Regions from separate parts of the Homo sapiens genome. Here region 2 is linked to region 1. The links are chromatin contacts, found by Hi-C or POLR2A ChIA-PET in ENCODE. All regions are on one chromosome and are shown on one strand. The core of a region is the stretch at or near the end of the contact, and the rest is flanking DNA. Distances in the headings are between cores, read along the strand shown. Region 1 holds the start of BACH1 (BTB domain and CNC homolog 1). Region 2 has its middle 19 kb from the start of BACH1-IT3.

Region 1 (3,336 bases), core at 365-2,864:
AAAATGTCACTGCTATTATCTAAAGAAGCAAGAGTTCCTCCCAAAGAGGAGGGTCTGATCTTCCCCTAGAAAAAACTGCACAGGTGTAGAAAAAACTGCATAGGTGTAGAAAAAAGACACTGCAATTCCACTGGCTCAAGGTGGAAGGAGAATAAAGCCTCGGACACTCCCATGTGTCTGCAAGAACTTCAATCCTTCTTTCATGGTGTATTTCCAAGTGTCCTTTCCTCCTGTTTCACTAAATATCTGCACTCTCACCATGAACTGAGGCAGCCTGGGATGCGAGGTACCTCCTACCTCTGGACCCTATCTAGACTGCTGGGTTCCACTCTTCCCAATCAAGACCCAATGCAAATGTCACCTGCTCCAGGAAGCCTCCCCTAATTCTAGGTCATAATGTATCACTTCACCCCTCGCACTCTCATCCAATTTCACTTGTGTGATTTTCTCATGTATTTTGGATGTAGCTCAAACGTCCCCAAGTCCCACAGCCTGTGGGTGCAAATGCAGTCATGTTAGTCGTAATACCTGAATTATTATCTTGGTATCCTTTTTGCCCCGGGAACTCCAGGGCTGTGTTCTTGTTGCTGGCTCCAAAGCTAACAATAAAATCCCTTCACACAAATCGTCCTTTGGCTTCAGACCTCAAGGTCCGTGTCATCTCCGCAGGAACCCTCGTGGGGTTGGCGTGCCCAGTCCCCTCCGCTGCGCGTGCATCCCGCTCCGCTGACAGCCAGTGCTTTGGTTCTCCAGAGGTGTTAAATGGCTTGGGAACATAATTTCAAAACGGACAGTTGGATAAACACCAGAATAAGCACCAGAAGATGACAGCGGAACCAAGGCTCGAGATGGGCCGGCTGACACCACTGGGCGCTGAACCTGGCTGGAAGCTTCCTGGCAGCGACAGCGAAAAGGGAACACCTGTCGTGGGCGCCCTTGTTTCACTGTCAGTAAGAAGTAGAGCAACTGCTAGACGCGCTCCACAAAACCCTGGACGCACTTCATACACACCCCCACCCCAGCAAGCTCAAGTACCCTGTGAACCTGGACGCCCACCACCCCCAGGGCAGGCAGCGAGGAGCTCTTCAAGGGGTAAAGCGACCCCTGTGGGGCCAGCGCCCGTCCTCTCTCCTGCTGTTCGCGGGCACCCGGGCACGCGGCGACTCGGCTGAATTAGGGCGTCCTGCAGCTCCCGAGGCGAGGAGGCGCTTGGCCTTTCCGTTCCGCCCTCAGAAGGGAGAGGAGAGGTGGTCCTCGAGTGGGAGTCAGTTCAGGATGCGGGCTGTGCCACGCGCGGAGGTCCGGGGACCCCACCGCCGCCTCCTCGAGGCCCGCCCCGCCCCTTACGACCCGTCCCTGCAACCCCCCGCGTGGGCTTCCGGCCGCGGCGACCCCTGCCCCGCGCTATTGCGCGCGCTCGTTCGCTGACAGAGGCTTCGAGGGCGGCAGGGCGGGGCTTCGGCGCCGGGGGCGGGGCCTTCAGCGGGCGGGCGGGGTTTTGGCGCCGCGAGGTGGCGGCAGCAGAGCGGCGCAGAAGGGAGGGGGCGGCTGGCCGCGCGGAAGGAGTGAGTCACCTGACCGCTGCCCTCGCCGCCCGCCGGGCGCTCTCGCTTCAGTCAGTCGGGCCGCGCCGCGCCTCAGCTCTGGTGAGTGGCTCGGCCGTCCCGCCGGCCCTTCTCCGGGAGGGTTGGCGCGGTCAGGGCCGCGGGCCTGTGAGGGGAGGCCGGCGGACAGGTCCAGTGAAGGCGCGGGCGGGCCGGGGGCGGCTCTTTCTGGGCTGGGCGGGGCGCGGGGGGCACGTATCGGGGCCCGCGGGGGGCGCCGGCGGCCGGGATCCTGGAAGTGGCCGCGACGCCGGAAGGGGCGTCCCGTCGGCGGCCGAACCCCCTGCACTGCCGGAGCTGTTGTTTACCCGCGCGCGCCGTACTTTACCCGGGGCGGGCGGGGGCTGGGGGCCGCGGGGTCCCTGCCCCACCCCCCTCCCTGCCCTCGGGCGCCAGCCCGGCCCCTCGCCCGCGGCCCGCCCGGGCTGTGACACATCAGCACCGCCCTCGCGGCTGGGGCCCCGTATTGTCCTCCGCCGCCTCCCACCGCATGCCCAGCCTCGCGTCTACTCAGCCCGGTGGCTGTCGCGCGTGGAATCGCGTAAGAAAAGCCGAGTTTGTGGCTGGGGAGAGAAGGCCACCGTGCTGAGCTGGATTTAGCGAAGACTGGTTTTGGGGACCGGAGAGCCCAGGACTCCCTTTGTTGGAGTTTTGCCCACGCGTTGTAATTAAGCCTCGCACAATATGGTGAGAGTGGGCGTTGATTCTGGAGACACCAGCTTTGTGCTCGTGTAATGTAACACGAGTGCCGTTGCTTTCTCATTCTTACACGGCAGTTTCATGTCATTGAGTAGAATTGTGCGGAATGCTTTTATGGAGTGAGGCTTCTGCGTTAAACTTGTGCTGATTCCAGGTAAAGTGTAGTAGTAATTGTGAAAGAACGTGTATGAGGAAAACGAGCTACAATGTCATGCTTGGAGGAACAAAGAATGTTTTGTAGGATGCTTTGCTTTTTGGAGAATTGTGTAGGGGTAGGGACTGTTACCCATGGATGATGCTATGGGAATTTGATCATGTATTTGAACACCCTTTACATCAGAGGGTCTGCATTGAATGCAGTTCAGAAGGATAAAGGGTGGAAATCCCAGATGTGTTAGTGGCAGAGCACTTGAGCGCTTCACATAGTCAAGCAGAGAAATGGGAAGAGGTCGGCTTGCTTCTTCCTGGTCTTTGGGTAGTGGTGCAAGGGCTGGGCTGGGCTTGAAGGCACTTGCCACTTCTGCCTTTGGACATCTTGAAGAAGCTTAGGGAAGAAAGGCTCCCGGTGAGTCAGCTTGGAGTAGGGTGACTTTGGCGTAGTGATTCTTGTATTGTTGTTTAACCTATGTTTCTGTCAAGTGGTTTACTGTTGTTCGGTATGTTGGTTGGTTAACAAGGTAGGATGACTCTCTAAAAAGTTGGGTTGCTGAGTCATTCGCCCCAGCTTGAGAGGTAATTAGAAACAGCTGGTGCAAATACTCTCATCACATGCCTCCACTATAAAAGGCCAAAGAGCGCTCTAGAGAGGTTGCTTCAGAAGGCTGAAGGGGACCCAGCTGGGGTTGTTTTGATACAGGTTATCAGTGGGTGAAGTGGAAGAGCACTCTTAGGCAGTGGCCAATAGCACTGAGGCGGGTTTAAAGACGGAGCCTCGTGACCTGCTGTCTGAGAATAAATTTGCGCTGGAGAGAGCTAAAACTGGGGAAGAAATTTGCAGCTAGGGGTAACCCAATAAAAAATATTGTAACAAAAA
Region 2 (3,336 bases), core at 386-2,885, 180 kb after region 1:
GAAATTGCAGTTCCCTTAGGGTTGGCCTCTGTCGCTTTGTTTTAAGACAAACATTGCAGGGGTGTTTCTCATGGTCCAGCTATGGGCTATGTCAGCAAAGGCTGGCTTGGAATTCTCTTGGGGTTTTGTCCAAGAAGGCTACCTGCAGAGGCAAAAAGGTCTCAGCAGAGAGGATCTGCCTGTATCAGTGCATTCCTGGGGCTGATGAGGAATGAGGGTACATGATACCTACAGTCAGAATAAAGACATGTTCATCCAGTGTCTTAGTGTGCTTGGGCTACCCCAGCAAAATACCAAAGAACAGGCATATTGCTTGATAGGTAGAACAACAAAAATGTATTTTCTCACAGTTCTGGAGGCTAGGAGTCTGGGATCAGATGCCAGTATGATTAGGTCCTGGAGAGGGCCCTCTTTTTCACCTGAAGACAGTGGCCTTCTCACTGTGTCCGCATACAGCCTTTCTCTGGTGCATGTGTGTGGAGAGAGAGTAAGCAAGCTTTTTAGTGTCTTCATATAAAGGCACTAACTCCGTCATTAGGGCCCCACCCTCATGATCACATCCAGCCCTATATACCTCCCAAAGGTCCCATCTCCAAATACCATCACATTGAGGATTAGGGCTTCAGTATGTGAATTTTGGAAGGATACAATTCAATTCATAGCCCACAGTCTGAGCAAATACAGGGGAGACTTCTGGTGGCAGAGTCTCTCAAGAATCCACAAAAACACCAAGGAGAGAGGCTACTCTTTAAGTTAGAAATTTCCCATCTCTTCCCCTCTCTTGGACCCTCAATCTTAAAGGAGTCAGAAACTGAAGCTAGCAGAATGGAAAAAGAATGCAAAATGCTATAATAAGCCAGGAAGAGAGACTATATCCCCTCCTTTTCCAACGCCAGCTGCCTGCTAGATTCTGGCCCAAGGTGGAGTGGACTCACCTTTTAACACTAGATTGAAATTCAGACCTGTACATGGAACCAATCATTTTAGTTACTAATTTGTGACAATGTTTTACATATCCAGAAAAGTCTTGGGCTGCCTGGATTTTCTTCCTGGAGCAGGGGAAGAACTAGTCTGACTGAGTACATTTTAAGTGAGAGTAGGGGAACAAAAATAAATTTACATTTTATGAGACATATGTGTTCTACTATTAGCTGTATTTTGCCTCCCTATCCAATTTTAAAGGGGGAAAATTTAACTTGTTAAATGATTGTTTGATAGGTAGAGTAATGAAAAATCCCAAGACATGCTCTCTAGATTTGAGAATTTCACAGGTAGTTTTCTCTGGGGGAATCTTAGGAATTAAAACATTTTGGCTGGGCGTGGTGGCTCACGCCTGTAATCCCAGCACTTTGGGAGGCCGAGGCGGGTGGATCACCTGAGGTCAGGAGTTCGAGACCAGCCTGGCCAACATGGTGAAACCGCGTCTTTACTAAAAATACAAAAAATTAGCTGGGCTTGGTGGCGGGTGCCTGTAATCCCAGCTACTTGGGAGCCTGAGGCAGGAGAATCGCTTGAGCCCGGGAGGTGGAGGTTGCAGTGAGCTGAGGTCGCGCGCCATTGCACTCAAGCCTGGGCAACAAGAGCGAAACTCCGTCTCAAAAAAACAAAACAGCATTTTAAGTAGATGTAATACCTGCAGTGGCCACTTGGTGGCAGCCGTCCACGAATGCTGCTTTCGGCTCGCTGCCCTTGGGGACTCTGTGGTTTTGTGTGACAAGCATTTTTTTTTTTTTTTTTGTCCAGCCTCCTAGAAAATTGCCTGCTCCTGTTTTGGTGGAAACTCTGTTTTCCCTGACAGTGTTTGTTTTGTGGTTGAGCCCTCTTTGGCTCCGCGAGGCCAAGTTTTGTGATGCTTTCTGAATATCAGATATTTTAGTTCTATCATGTTAAAGCAGTTTGGAATCTCTGTTGGGTTTGAGGTTTTTTTTTCTTTAGTCTTCTCCTTTAACTCAAACACTGACTGACACATTGAGAATGAAAAGCTGTTGTTACTTTTTCCTGGAAAAGTTTTCTCAAATCTCAGACTTTCTAAAACTCCTGACTCACATCAGAGGGAGAATGCTGTTTTTCTGCCACCCTCAAGCCCTCATTATTCATGTTTGCACATGTCATTAGCAGGGTGAGTTTTCTCTTGATTTGTACCAGATGGTGTGATTTTTTTTTTGGGGGGGGTGGGGGAAGAGAGTAGAAACTTGTTTCTTTAAACTCCACCAAAAATTGTTTTCTAATAGGTTCATTCCTTTAATAACAAAATTTCATTTATGAGGGCACAGTAGCACCCAGAACAAATTTTGATTTTGCAAACCAATGACCTTTTTATGGTTCTTTAGAAATGGAAGTCAGCTGTTGTCCAGAAGGGTTGGTGGCATGGGGACTTAGAAAGCCATGAAGTTTGAGCGCCGCTTTCTAATGTCTGACCTGATGTTTGTGGCTGCACTTGCTGTATGTCCTCAGGCACAACAGCTATTAGCTTTGTTGTGAATTTTAGAGGGAGTCACTTGTTCAGGCAATGGATACTGCATATGTGGCACTCTTTGCAGGTCCAGCTGGGTGACATGCTGAGAACAACCAGGTGTGCTCCCCGAGCTCATAGCACATATGGTCAGGTGGATAAAACAACCTTGATTTCAAACAAAACACCCAAAGGAGTGCATGTGTAATCACACACTGAAGGAAGAGCTCCGAAGGAAAAAAAAAAAAAACATGTTGTAGAATCACAGCAGACAACCACAGACCTGCTCTAGCTGGGTGGTCAGGCCGGGTCTCCCTAAAAAGTTAGACTGAAGGTGAAATCTGAAAGATGGATTGACATTAAGCAGGGAAAGGCAGTGAGATGGGAAGGGGAGTGTTGGTGGAAAAGAATGGGCCCAGGCAGAGGACAGAGGTGGGAATGGTGTGTCTAAGGAATGCAGGTTGGAGCACAGACAGCTAGAGGAAGAGAGCGTGAAATGAGGCCGGGGAGAACAGGCTGACCCAGAGGGCTACGGCAGAGCTGGTGTATTAGTCAGGGTTCTCCAGAAGGACAGAACTAATGGGATAGAGGTATATACTAAAGGGTGTTTATTATGGAGAATTAGCTCTCAAGGTCACAAGGTGAAGTCCCATCATAGGCTGCCTGCAAGCTAAGGAGCAAAGAAGCCAGTAGTGGCTAAGTCTGAGTCACCAAACCTCAAAAGTAGGGAAGCCAACGTACAGTCTGTGGCCTAAAGCCCAAGAGCACTCAGCAAACAACTGATGTAAGTCCAAGAGTCCAAAAGCTGAGGAACCTAGAGGCTGATGTTTGAGGGTAGGAAGCATCCAGCATGGGAGAAGGACGGAGTCCAGAAGACTTAGCCG

The links. A loop is a pair of places that touch in the nucleus more often than their neighbours do. ChIA-PET counts read pairs that join two places held with the same protein, here RNA polymerase II (POLR2A). Pooled maps may share reads with other maps.
Region 2: a loop to region 1 is called in a map of CD8-positive, alpha-beta T cell, with 2.2 times the contacts of the local background. The contact joins the enhancer-like site here to the promoter of BACH1 in region 1. A Hi-C loop is called at or near these places in 2 of 168 maps with a recorded cell type or tissue (CD4-positive, alpha-beta T cell and CD8-positive, alpha-beta T cell) and 5 of 50 pooled maps. POLR2A ChIA-PET finds 5 or more read pairs at or near these places in 1 of 52 experiments (GM12878).

What each region holds. Positions count from the first base shown.
Region 1 is chr21:29,297,308-29,300,643 of GRCh38, forward strand. It overlaps BACH1 (BTB domain and CNC homolog 1), which reads left to right and starts at 1,615. Exons shown (of 5, transcript NM_001186.4): 1 at 1,615-1,646. LOC105369299 (a long non-coding RNA gene) reads right to left here and starts at 1,429. Exons shown (of 2, transcript XR_937652.3): 1 at 1-1,429. RefSeq lists a silencer at 1,140-2,049 and an enhancer at 3,280-3,336.
Region 2 is chr21:29,474,981-29,478,316 of GRCh38, forward strand. No RefSeq gene overlaps it. Among named protein-coding and RNA genes, the nearest start is that of BACH1-IT3, 19 kb to the right of the region's middle. Within about 2 kb of position 1,636, at least 4 of the 41 ENCODE cell types and tissues checked have a DNase peak (open chromatin) inside an H3K27ac peak, as active enhancers do.